Regions from separate parts of the Homo sapiens genome. Here region 2 is linked to region 1. A link is an interaction called in ENCODE POLR2A ChIA-PET data of the cell type or tissue named here. Cell type or tissue: OCI-LY7. All regions are shown on one strand. Each heading gives the region's core, and the rest is flanking DNA. Links, peaks and the distances in the headings are about the cores only.

Evidence for each region. ChIA-PET counts read pairs that join two places held together with the same protein. Peaks named below come from ENCODE experiments on the same cell type or tissue, not always from the same donor. Only the 100,000 strongest peaks of a DNase experiment are listed, where the experiment ranks them.
Region 2: POLR2A ChIA-PET joins it to region 1 with 59 read pairs; 11 of 35 experiments call an interaction of 5 or more read pairs at or near these places.

Annotation. Positions count from the first base shown.
Region 1 is chr17:39,771,770-39,778,422 of GRCh38, reverse strand. IKZF3 (IKAROS family zinc finger 3) reads left to right here. Exons shown (of 8, transcript NM_012481.5): 7 at 656-772. Among named protein-coding and RNA genes, the nearest start is that of GRB7, 37 kb to the right of the region's middle. RefSeq lists a silencer at 1-42 and an enhancer at 5,702-5,761. In OCI-LY7, for the core only: no CTCF peak of the experiment used is centred there; DNase peaks (open chromatin) are centred at 1,991, 2,297 and 3,052; H3K4me3 peaks cover 2,500 bases; H3K27ac peaks cover 2,500 bases.
Region 2 is chr17:39,857,498-39,864,150 of GRCh38, reverse strand. IKZF3 (IKAROS family zinc finger 3) reads left to right here. Exons shown (of 8, transcript NM_012481.5): 1 at 1-31. The coding sequence starts at 25. Among named protein-coding and RNA genes, the nearest start is that of IKZF3, 3.5 kb to the left of the region's middle. RefSeq lists enhancers at 1-87, 98-217, 2,576-2,735. In OCI-LY7, for the core only: no CTCF peak of the experiment used is centred there; a DNase peak (open chromatin) is centred at 2,840; H3K4me3 peaks cover 2,212 bases; H3K27ac peaks cover 2,332 bases.

The sequences.
Region 1 (6,653 bases), core at 1,875-4,374:
TTTTAATTGAGACTATTTTGAAATGTGAAGAGCATATGAAACAGATAATACAGAGCACAGAGAAACAGAATATGAAAGATAGGAACTGAGAGGAGCGTGCTGAAAAAAAAAAAGAAAAAGAAAAAGAAAGAAACCACTCAGAATTTCAATACACAAATCACTGAGTAGATGTCTTGCTATCTGTGTGAGTGTACCTATTTTCAAAAGTGCTGTTAACATAAACAGAGCAGTAAATCTGGGGCACCATGCTTTTTTTTCAAAGTTGTTAAGAATTATATCAGTCTGCAGGTGTCACACGCAGTTACTCAGAATCAGAAAGAAGGCTGATCGGGGGTTAGATCTCCATCTATCTATCTTTTTGCAACCAACCACGTCCAGGCTGTTTATTTAATACTTCCTCTTGCTAATGAAGGTACTGGTTGGGGATGGGTCGAGCTTTCCCATCTCGGCATAAGACTGCAAGATTTGAATGTGCCCTGGTGTCGGCTTCACTGACCACAGCAGGTACCCCAGGCAAGAATCTGAGCAGTTATAACAGGTAACAACAATAGAGTGTGCATCCAACTTCGGACACTTCTCCTTCCAGTTTATTTCCTTTTCTCCCCATGTACCAATGTGTTCTTTTCTCTCTTCTTTTTACATTTTTCCAAACTAGCAAGTGCGGAGGCAAGACACATCAAAGCAGAGATGGGAAGTGAAAGAGCTCTCGTACTGGACAGATTAGCAAGCAATGTGGCAAAACGAAAAAGCTCAATGCCTCAGAAATTCATTGGTAAGAATACAAACCTTTTTCCTGCTGTTGTTAGCAGATAGTTTGAATGAAATAACATAGGATGCTTGCTACACAAGGCCTTTCCTAGCTTAACCTCTGTTAAAATAATTAGTTTTTCATTGTGTACTTTTATTCTTCATGGTTCATTCTGATAGCTCTGGAAAATAGAATAAAAGATATTAACTAAAGCATCATCATGACAGGAGATGGGAGTAGTTGATATCCAATTTCCTAAATGGATGTGATGTTTAAAATCCTGTTCCTTCCTCTTTACTCTGAATGACATATGTTGCATGAGAGAGTTTATGCAATTTATACCAGTAAGATGTTCAAGATAGCATTTTTGTAATCTTTTGTAATTATATTTTACAAGTTGGTTCGTTAGCATGCTCAAACTTTTTTCATGCTCTAAAACATATTGCCATATTTTCTTGAATTTGAGAATTGGCTTTAAGGGAAAGTGGTTGGGCAAACATAGATTTAAATAACAAGGTTTGATTTAATCATTTGTCTTACTGGAGTTCATTTTTATGCCATTGGTTTTCACATTGTCAAAAAATACAGCAGAATGAGATGGGTATGAAATAATTATGTTCATTGAAGTGTTAGGACTTCCAAATGGCAGAGACATTTTGCTGAACTCTCCCAGATGTTTACATAAATGTGACCATGATATTTGAAATAGATTTGTATTTGTGAAGTAGACAGCTGAAATTGAATGTATCAGTTTTGCTATAAATTGAAAGTTGGTGATATTGAACAAAAATAGTTATCACATGAAAATAGACCTCCCTCAACATCAGTAATATTTTAGAAACCTGTCTCAGCCTCTTTTTCCAAAGCTGCTTGCCGCTGTTGATTTTTTATTTCAGTCCTTTTGTATTTATTCTTCTCAATAGCTCTTACAGATAATAAGTTGCCTGCCTGGTTTTTAAATCTGACTAAATTTGATTCTGGTATAGATAATGTTTTGACAAGCAAACAGTCTATGTGAATTATAGAGGTATATTGAAAGAACCCATATATTTCAAAATTACCTAATTTGGTATTTCTGCCTACTTATTTTATTTTGACTAGCTGAAAGGTTTTTGTGCACTTTTAGTCACTTTAAGAACAAATTGTGTCAGAGAAAAGTTGGTATATTTCAGTTTAGGGAGATCCCCTCCTCCTTGCTGTCCTCCCTCCCCTTGGTGAGACATGTCAGGGGAGCATGTAGTGACTTCCATTTAGAGTTTAGGCACAGTAAACAAATGGTGAGTTTAAGACATTGTCTACAAATATTCCCATATATCTTTTGGGCTTTACTTATGTGAAGAGGTTCTGACTGGAGTACAAAAGAAAGCTTGCCTTATTATTCTGAGTGTATTTTAGTTTGGAGAAAGTTATGGGTTTTGTTTGTTGGTTTGTTTTGAGACGGGGTCTCACTGTACTGCCTAGGCTGGCGTGCTGTGGTGCAATCACAGCCTCAAACACCTGGGCTCAAGAAATCCTCCTACCCCAGCCTCCCAAGTAGCTGGAACTATGGGCACGCACCACCAGGCTCAGCTAATTTTTAAACTTTTTGTAGAGATAGAGTCTCCTCATGTTGCCCAGGCTGGTCTGGAGAAAGCTTTGACTCTAGAAATGGCTGAAGCCGACAAGAGGAGGGACATCATAGGGAGAGCTGGGCAAGAAAAAAATGTAAAGCGACTTCATTTCTTTCTTTCTTTCTTTTTTTTTTTTTTTTGAGACAGAGTTTCACTCTTGTCGCCCAGGCTGGGGTGCAATGGCGCGATCTCGGCTCACCGCAACCTCTGCCTCCTGGGTTCAAGCGATTTTCCTGCCTCAGCCTCCTGAGTAGCTGGGATTACAGGCATGCACCACCATGCCTGGCTAATTTTGTATTTTTAGTAGAGACAGGGTTTCTCCATGTTGGTCAGGCTGGTCTTGAACTCCCGACCTCAGGTGATCCACCCGCCTTGGCCTCCCAAAGTGCTGGGATTACAGGCGTGAGCCACTGCGCCCAGCTGTGACTTAATTTCAATCCAGTTGTGGTCAATGCATTTTGGTGTAAGACAACTAAAATTTGAGAGACAGTCCCTAGTATTTTCGGTTGCCCTAAACCTATAGTTGAACTAAAGCCCTACTTAATATAATAAAAGTTGCTTTGGTATTTCATGGGTTCAAAAATATAGCATGTTTCATATGTGCAAATTCATGCCATTTTGCCTGTTGCCTCGGGGATCTATTTCGTTTGTTTGCTACAATTGCAACCAGAGGATTTTCACTTCACTACTTCCAGACTTGTGAGAGATGCTGATCTTGTAGGTGTTGATTTCTCTCATCTTCTGAACCATCACATTCTCTCTGTGCTGGAATCAGAAACCTAGTAGAGTTAGCTCTTGATTGAGGTAGCAACTTCAGGGCTTCAGGGCCCAGAATAACTGGGGGAATTTTTTTTTTTTTTCGTAAGTTGTGTTGTAGTGCAATAAGAAGAGTACTGGATTAGAAGCTAAAAGACCCAGGTTCTGATCCTAGCTCTGTCATTTCTTAACTGTGTGTTTAGACCAATCACAGAACCTTTCTGGGCCTCTCTTTACTCATCTGTGAAATGAGGAGACTGAATAGGTGATGAAGTGACCAGGAAGTCTCCTCCCATGTACAAGTCTGTGAGATTAATTAGAAAAGAAATAAAAGGCAGCAATTATTGATACCACTGTGTGTTTAGAAAGCCCATGTGCGTAACTTCAGATAGCCTTTTTCTCAAGGCTATACAGATGTGGTGTTTATGCTATAAACCATATCCTAGGTTTTTAGAGTCTTTTTTGTTTTAGGAAGATGGTATAAATCTGAGAATCTAAAACACAGTCGCATTAGCCCGACATTCATGTGTTTTACTTAGGGCAGTACTACTTGTTCACTCACTTTTTTGTCCATTCATTCATCATACAGAAGGTTAAGAGTTCCTGTCATATATATGGTATTCTTGTTTTGGGCACTGTTCTAATCTTCTTGCATTAACTTATATCCTAAACTTTTGTTTGAAAGGTTTTTAAAAATTAAAAATAAAAGAAACCCCTTAAATTATTTAATTGAATCAACCTTTGTGATAGAAAATAGTAATGTCAACGGAGGGAGAAAGGAACATTATTTGTGACACTGTGCAGTGTATGAGATGAAGTGATGTAAAACATGGGGCTACTGTTTTCTCTCCATCTCCCCTCGCCTTGCCTCGCCTCACCTCACCTCTCCTCTCTTGTCCTCTTGTTCCCTCCCCTCCTCTTCCCTCCTCTCCTCCCTTCTCTTCTCCTCTTCTCTCCTTTCTCCTATATTTCCTCTCCAAGGCACTGTTTTTTGAAGATTCAGCTGCCAGGGTAATGGCAATGGGTAAGGTGTGAAGGAAGAGTGAGTCATTCCCTTTAATCCTTGCTGACAGTTGCACAGCACTCAGACCAGCCTTGACTTCCCTGACCTCTTGAACTGTGAGGGTAAAGGTGAAAATAGACCATCAGGTCAGCCCGCTGCTATCTCAGGCGGGCTGGCGATAATTACCAGTAGGGAGCATTTTGCATCCATTAGAGATGAACTGGGGAAGAGGGACAGATTGGATCAAGTCTAAATGTATTTTGAGACACAAACATGCTCTCAAGTTGGAGAAAAATATTTTTTTTTCTAATTCTCCAAGAAATTTTGTATGTCTTTGTTTCAAATGGGAAAAAAAAAAATGGACACACGTCCATCAGGAATCACCATCTTTACATTGTCAGAATAATTCTGTTTAAGTTGTTCTTTTCAAAGGACAAGAAGACCTTCCTTTGCACATACTGTCCTTTAGGGGATTTCCTTTCTCTGAATCTTGTTCTCCTGTTATAAACTTGTTTGACTACACTTCAAACTAGGCCATCCTCAAATACTTGGCTCAAAATGGATTTCTCTCTTGGATGCAGAAGAAAAATGACTACATTTCTGCATATTTCTCCTGATTTTTATTCTTTCCCAAAAAAACAGATGTTATTCAGACCAAAGTGGTTACCATAGCATCTCCTTATTTTAAAAGTTTTATGTATTACTTTATTAAAGGAAGTTTTCATAACGAAAAGAACATGAAAAAAAGATCTCACTCACCTGTGGTAAACATGTTAATGAGGTTTTGACACTTCAACAAACCATCGGATCTCCCTGTGAAGTAACTAATGAGAAATTGCCTGCTTTGGTTAACAGCAACAGGAAGCAGTTTTAATACCTGTTTCTAAGAGAAAAAAAAGTATTTTTCCAACCCCTTCCCAAAGGCCTGATGTCCATAATCCTGTAAGCATTACAATGTCATAGTATTTTTGGGCTATTAGGAACCACCAGTGAGGCTCTTTTACCATGGAAGGAAGGAGGATCAGAGAGGTGGAGTGACACAGCTGGCAGGTGACAGAGCAGCGCCAGACCTCGGCCTATAAGGCACTGCAGTCCAGGCCCTTCCTTCCCCAGGAGGTGACCAAGAGCAGTGCATGTCATGCGCGGGGCTTTGGACAGCAAGGAGTCTGGTCATTGAAAGTTGGTGGGAGAGGCCAGGTGCAGTGGCTCACACCTGTAATTCCCCACTTTGGGAGTCCTAAGCAGGTGGATCACTTGAGGTCAGGAGTTCAAGACCAGCCGGGCCAATATGGTGAAACCCTATCTCTACTAAAAATACAAAAATTAGCCAGGTGTGGTGGTGGGTGCCTGTAATCCCAACTATTTGGGAGGCTGAGGCACAAGAATCACTTGAACCCAGGAAGCAGAAGTTGCAGTAAGCCGAGATCGCACCAGCTTGGGCAACAGAGCAAGACTCTGTTTCAAAAACAAAAAAGAAAATTGATAGGAGGAAAAAAACCCTTGAAGAAGGGCAATTGTTCTCCCTCAAGGGTGATTCTCTTTAGAAAAGAACAGTCTTCCCTGGTGACTCCATGAGAACAGATGACATCCACACAGCACTTCCCAGTGTCTCACAGAGGACAAAGACTTCTGCAGCAACCAAATGTGGTCTCCAGCTCAGCTTTCCCCAGTGCCACCCCCACAGCTCTCTCTGTTCTTTCCTCCTTCCTGTTTCTTCTTGTTCTCTGGCTCCCCTCTGTTTTCCACCTCCTGCAAGAAGTGTTAGTTTCACTTAGGTTGAGATCAGAGCCATGATGATGGTTGGATATTCTATTTTCCTGCCTTTTTTGTTCATTTGCTTTTGGATGTGTGCTGATAGTAAGAGTGAGGGATAACACTTGTGGGAAATTATATGACGCAGCAGCAAACACATTTAAGTGACTTGAAGAACTTTAAGACTTAAGACCTGAATATTTCACCTTACCCCATCATGGTGACTCTAAATATTGGATTTCTGTTATTTTTCTAAAGGTTCGATCATTTTGCCCCCCTCTTCAAAAAAACCTTTCAATGGCTCCCAGTGGAATCAAATCTAAACCATTCAGTCAGGCCTTCTGAGCCCTCCACAATCTGTCTTCAACTTACCTCTTCTAATTTTATCATTTCAGCCAACCAGTCCTTTACTTCAGCCACAATGAACTCCTCCTCCCTCTTCTGTGTAATATCTCACTCTTGTCTGAATGGCCTCCCTCACATCTGCCCTTAAAATACACATTGTAGGCCAGGCACAGTGCCTCATGCCTGTAATCCCAGCACTTTAGGAGACCAAGGTGGGAGGATCACTTGAGCTCAGGAATTTGAGACCGGCCCAAGCAACATAGTGAAACTCTGTCTCTGAAAAAAAAAAAAAAATCAAAAACCTAGCCAGGTGTGGTGGCATGGGCCTGTGGTCCCAGCTACTTAGGGGGCTGAGGTGGGAGTATCACTTGAGCCCAGGAGGTTGAGGCTGCAGTGAGCTGTGATCACGCCACTGCAATCCCACCTGAGCAACAGAGTG
Region 2 (6,653 bases), core at 1,887-4,386, 86 kb before region 1:
GCTCCAGCCCGGCCCGGCAGCGACATGGAAGGTGAGCCTCCAGCCCGCTTCTTTTCTCCGGGGTCTTTGAGAAACTTAACCTGTGCAAGCAGTAGAAAGAGTTTCTTCTGAATCTCAGTTTTGCTTCTATTTACTTCTTTTGTCAAAAGTAAATATGAGGTATTTCAGAGGACAAAGCGCGTCGGTTCTCTTAACGTCTCTCACTTGTCCTTCCCCCGCCCTTTGGAAAGTGATAACTTCTTCGCAATTTTATTTCTAAAGAGTTGTCAGACATGGGGGGTCTACCCTACATCTGCAGAGGAAGAGCACTTAAGGGGTGTCCCTGAAATGGCTGCAAATCTGGGGTGGAATAATCAACCCTTTTGGATATTTTTTCCTTCATGGCCTCAGTGTTTATTGGAATTAGACTAATCTGAGTAACTTGTTTTCTTCCAAGGGTAAATGGTGTCATATGGGAAAGGTACATTTTAAAGCGGTTGGCATTTGCAGTTCCCTTGGAACTCGATCTTCTAATGAGTCTTCTTTACCCAGCGCAAAAAATCAGGTTCACATTAGGAGTTTCATATGAATTAATTTTGAAAGTCGTAACACTATCCTTGCTTCTCAAACATTTTTCATTCTGTACTTCCTTGGGATACCTAAAATTTCACACTGCTACTGTAAACTCTTCAATGGTCTTTTCAACAAGTGTTTCTAAAACCTTGAAAATGGCAAATGCATCTCAACTCGGGGGGGGATGGTGGGATTAAGAAATTCAGAATTTCATTCTATTAAAAATGAGATATTGACACCTAACTAAAATGTTACTTTGATAAATATGAAGATCGTGGGTATTTTCTTCATAATAATGGAAGAATCTCTAATTAACAATGAACTGATCTTTGGCAGCTTTATTTCTAGAGTATATAAAGTTGTTAAAATATCAAAAACTTTATGCTTTTAATTTTTTTAATTAGGGCTTGAAAACTTTAAAAATTTTGCATTTTTAACATTTAAATAATGGTTTATTGAAGTGTAATTTTTAACAAAGGTTTTATTGGCCAATAACAAGGAAAAAAAGTTGGGCTGTTGTATACTATGGGAAAAATAATTTTTGAAAAGCTCATATGCTTTAATTATTACAAATGATTAATTTGTTTTTATGAAATTATAAATCAGTACTCCAACACTATTTTTCCTAGCCGTAACCATACCACGTATCAAGGATAATGTACAGAATCATGTAAATCCATAGAAACTGGAGTATTTCTCTATAAATGTTAATACTTCCAAATTCATTTATTTAATGTGCAATAAAGAAACTAAATAGCATATCTTAGGTTATTGGTGTACTAACACAGATGTTTAATAAGCCTGAAGACTCCCTTAAGAAGAAAAGAATGAAAACTTGTGTAGAATTTAATTTAGAGTGTGTAGACTATAAATGGAAAGAGAATGTAGATCAATAACTTTTTAAAGTTGTGTTTACATGATTAGATTAAATCTATAGGTCCATGGAGATAGATAGTATAGATTATGCTTAATGAAAAAACTTTAACATTTAAATTTTAAAAAGAGGTTAATTATATGAATTTGGCTATTTTAATGTCAGGTCCTTGCGTATAGAGTATTTGATGTGGTAAAATATCTGGTTCATTATAGCTACCCAAAATAGACTAATCTGGCCCATGTTTTTGATATTTAAAAAATTTTTATATCATCTTGTGGTTTTGATCTCAGTCTAGATTAGAGATTTGGTCTATAGTGTATACCTCTCTTGGCAATGTAAGAAAGTAGAATACTTCATGGAATACCTTTATTTTCTGCCCAATTTGGGGGTCACATTGATTCATAACAGTTTATTGTACAATGCAATACTGTATATCATTCCTTCAGCATATAAAGTCATTTAACAAATTCATTTATCTTTTAATTAATTTATTGAGACTTTCTATGTATGAAGATGTCAGATGAATAAGCTTTTGAAATAGAAATCTTGTAGAAATGAAGATTTAATGAATATACTAAAATCAGAAGCTATAACTTTTTAATTTTCTCACAATCTGTGACCTTAAATATTTTCTACCCAAAGACTGTTTATGAATCACTAAATTTTATTATTTGTACTATAACATCTCTTCTGTCTGTTATGGTCGGGAAATGAGGTGGTTCACAAACATGAATTTCACAGGTAATGGCAGACTTCTTATTTAATGTAAAACATTTTTATTTTTAACAATATTGAGTAAAGATTTTTCTAAGTATATTTATTACACAGCTCCCTGCTTTATAAGCAAGGTACATAAGAGATAAGTTTATCTCGGCAACTCTGAGTTACTGTTCTCACCATCAGATCATATATTATTCCATAATATATTCTCACAGGGGTTTTGAGCTGAATGCCCCTACACCAAACATACCTAGGATATTGTACAATTTTTGTCTCCTTCTTGATGTCAGCTTATATTTCTTACCACATAGATTTTGTGGTAGTAGGGTTTTGTTTCAGGTCCCTTTCCATGTTCTGGATGGCTGAGATTAACAGAGATAAAGCCTGTAGATGATGGAATCTGTTTGCCCTCCATTGTGAGCGTATGGAGGATGAAATGCGAAGGTTTTAAGAAACAAAAGCCACAGAAAGGCCGTGGCGTCCTGGTAGAACATAATTTTTCAAAATTCCTGTTTGTACTTCCTTTAATCCAGTATGCTATTTCATGCTTCCATGTCTTTGCTATTATGTTCACCCATTCTCTACTTGCTTATGCCTACTCATCTTTCAAGACTCTGCTCAGGCATCATCGCCATGAAGGCTCTCTGATGACCTTCTTCTGATGACCTCCTCCTAGTGCCTTCTGGTGATCACCCCTACCCAGTCTCTCATGTTCCTTCACCTCAGCTAAGGGCCTCTCCTTTCTGTGTATACTTCTACCACATTGTGTTGAAATTATTTATTGATGTAGGTGTTTATTCCCCCTCTGGTCTTTAAGCTTCTGGAGAACAGAGACTGTGTCTTGTTTTTGTACACTGAATGCGAAGGACAGTTTCTGGTTCATAGAAGGCCCTCAGAATTTGTTGCATTCAATTAAAATAGTGCTGAAAAAGTACTTTTTATTATGTTTATTGTGATGCATTTTATTTAAATAAATTTTTAAAGTAGGAGATTGGGGCTAGTAATTCTTTGATAAAGCTCAGTAATTTTTTAAGCACTTAAACTGTATAATTGAAAAAGAAAGCTTGGAAAACAAAAATGTTATTGGATATTTTTTGCTAGACTGTCACTTAAAGCCAATTTTAACAAAATTAGATTTAGGGGGTACATGTGCAGGTTTCTTACATAAGTATATTATGTGATGCTGAGGATTGGGCTTCTATTGATCCTGTCACCCAAATAATGAGCATAGTGTCCTATAGGTAGTTTTTCAACCCTTGCCCTCCTCCCACCCTTCCCCATTTTGGGGTCATCAGTGTCTAATTTGGGGGTCACATTAATTCATAACAGTCCATGTGTACCCAGTGTTTAGCTCCCCGTCATAAGTGAGAACATGCGGTATTTGGTTTTCTGTTTCTGTGTTAATTCACTAAGAATAATGGCCTCCAGCTGCATCCATGTTGTTGCAAAGGATATGATTTCATTCTTTTTTGTGTAAAGCCAAATTTTAACTGTTAAATTTACATAAGCAGATTTCAGGATCGCAATTAGTCCATTAAAATATCCATTGAATATGAGCAGAAATTTGTTTTCTCAGTCAGTAAGATATAGATGATGCCATAAAAATAGCATACGCTTTCAAGTGATACTTTAAAAATACATTGTTATAAACTTTTCATTCATATATAAATGTATATACTTACACTTATTTAGGACTAAAAGATTATTGATTATTGGTAGATCTTTTATCAGACATCCAGTTTTTTTTTTTTATTATTATTTTTAAAGAGATAGTCCTTGCTCTGTTGCCCAGGCTACCACAAACTCCTAGGCTCAGACGATCCTCCTGCCTCAACCTTCTGAGTAGCTAGGACTACAGGCATCCACCACCATAACCTGGTAATTTATTGTACAAACCGCCATGACCTGCTGATTTATTATCTTTCATTTTTTGTAGAAATGGGGGTCTCACTATGTTGGTCAGGTTGGTCTTGAATTCTTGGCCACAAGTGATCCTTCCGCCTCAACCTTCCCAAGTGCTGGGATTACAGGAGTGAGCCACTGCACCTGGCCTAGATAGATGTCCAATGATAATTGGCTCATATGTCAAGCTATAGTTCCAGACCATGTATGAGAAGAACTGAGTGATTAACACAGAAACTTGCCTATAGTAGGTGCTCAATAAATGTCTTTTGTCCTAAGGATTCATTAATTATTTTGAAAAGAGACCCTACACATCACAAGGCCATAGAATGTACTCTGCTATTTAGCCTTTATTAAATTTAGCTCCATATTAACTGGTATATTTATGATAATTAGAAATTATAAGGATGAGGCCAGGAGTGGTGGCTCACGCCTGTAATCCTAGCACTTTGGGAGGCTGAGGCGGGCAGATTGCTTGAGCCTGGGACTTCAAGACCAGCCTGGGCAACATGGTAAAACCCTGACTCTACAAAAACTACAAAAATTAGCCAGGTGTGGTAGCACATGCCTGTAGTAACAGCTACTTGGAAGGCTGAGGTAGGAAGATGGCTTGAGCCTGGGAGGTCGAGGCTACCGTGAGCCATGAGCATGCCACTGCACTGACATGAGCATGCCACAGCCTGGGCAACAGAGCAAGACCCTGTCTCAAAAAAAAAAAAAATCATAAGGATGACACCAAGGCCTTTTGGATCACTAAAAAAAAGATGCAATAATGAAACAATAATTATAATTTATTTATAATATATATAGATTGTTTGAAAAGTAATCTGTGTATAACTTTATTAATTAATATTACTATATAACTCATCAAAATACTTTTATCCCTAGTGATTCTGAATGAGGTTATTTTTTCAGTCTAATTGAAATCTGGTTTTTGCATCCAAAATTAAAAGTTTTTTTTTTAATTAAAAAGTTACTTAAAAAATTTAAGGGCTGGGCACAGTGGCTCACACCTGTAATCCCAGCACTTTGGGAGGCCAAGGTGGGAGGATTTCTTGAGGCCAGGAATTTGAGACCAGCCTGGGCAACATGGTGAGGCCCTGTTTCATAAAAAATAATAATAAAATAAAAGTAAATTGGCCTGGTGTGGTGGTGTGCACTTGTCCCAGCTACTTGGGAGGCTGAGGTGGGAGGATGGCTTGACCTGGGAGTTTGAGGCTTCAGTGGGCTGTAATGACGCCACTGCACTCCAGCTTGGGCAACAGAGTGAGAACCCATCTCAACAACAACAACAAAAAATGTAAGTCCAAAGTGGTATACAGTAAATGAAAATAATATGGAATTACCGTATTATATTAAATACCAATACCATATGAAAATATTATGTTAGATATGTGTCCAATCCAGGAGATATTTAAAAACTGGGTACTTGATGGTTACAGGCGCCTGTAGTCCCAGCTACTCGGGAGGCTGAGACAGGAGAACTGGTTGAACCTGGGAGGTGGAGGTTGCAGTGAGCCAAGATCGCGCCACTGCACTCCAGCCTGGGTGACAGTGTGAGACCCCATCTCAAAACAAACAAACAAACAAAAAACTAGGTACTTGGTAATGGATATGAAACAAAGTGCATTACTCTTTACTTATTGTCAGTACTTAAAATCAGCTTACTGAGTGATTTTTTATAACAGTGGAATTGGCAATATGTCACAAATTGTACTTAGTAGTGTTCTTAGAGATGAAATTTTTGGCAGATTAGGTTATTGTGGGTTTACAAAGGAAACTTTTCTTTCTTTCCTTTTTTTTAATAGAGACATAGTCTTGCTATGTTACCCAGGCTGGTCTTGAACTCGTGAGCACAAAAGATTCTCCTGCCTTGGCCTCCCAAAGTGCTAGGATTACAGATGTGAGCCACCAATGCCCAGCCAATGAAGGAAACTTTTAAAATAAGAAATGGAAAACATTTCAATACTGTCACTCATGAAACAGAACAAAACTATTATTTTTCTACTCTGAATTATCTAAGGATTATGCAACTAAGTTTCTTGTTTATTTTGTTGATTAATACACCTATAGCCCCTTCTAGACTGTTATTTTCCAAAGTTTAGGGATCTCTCTCTCTCTCTTTTTTTTTTTTTTTAATTTTTGAGATGAGGTCTCTCTACATTGCAGGCTGGTCTCAAACTCCTGGGCTCAAGCGATCCTCCCACCTCATCCTCTTGAGTAGCTGGGACTAGAGGCATGTGCCACCATGCGTAGCTGGGGATCTTTTTATAATCGGTGGTAACTAGTACCCAACCCAGTCCCCAGCACATAGTAGGCCTGTAGTCATATTTGTTTAATAAATTAATGAATGAGTTGCCTGTGTGTTTGATCATTTGACTCTTTTCTTGCCCAGCTTTTATAGTAAAGGGGGGAAGGAAAATAGAGACATTGAAATTGGTAAATTTTGCTGGCTAATTTGTTAAAGGTACTGTTAAAGGTTTGGTAGAAGAGATTGAAGTATTGGCTAAATCCAATGCGTGAATACGGCCATTTTTCTAATCCATGCCCCCCACAAAATACAATGCCTTCTAACTTTTGGCTTTATTTAATAATTTTGGTA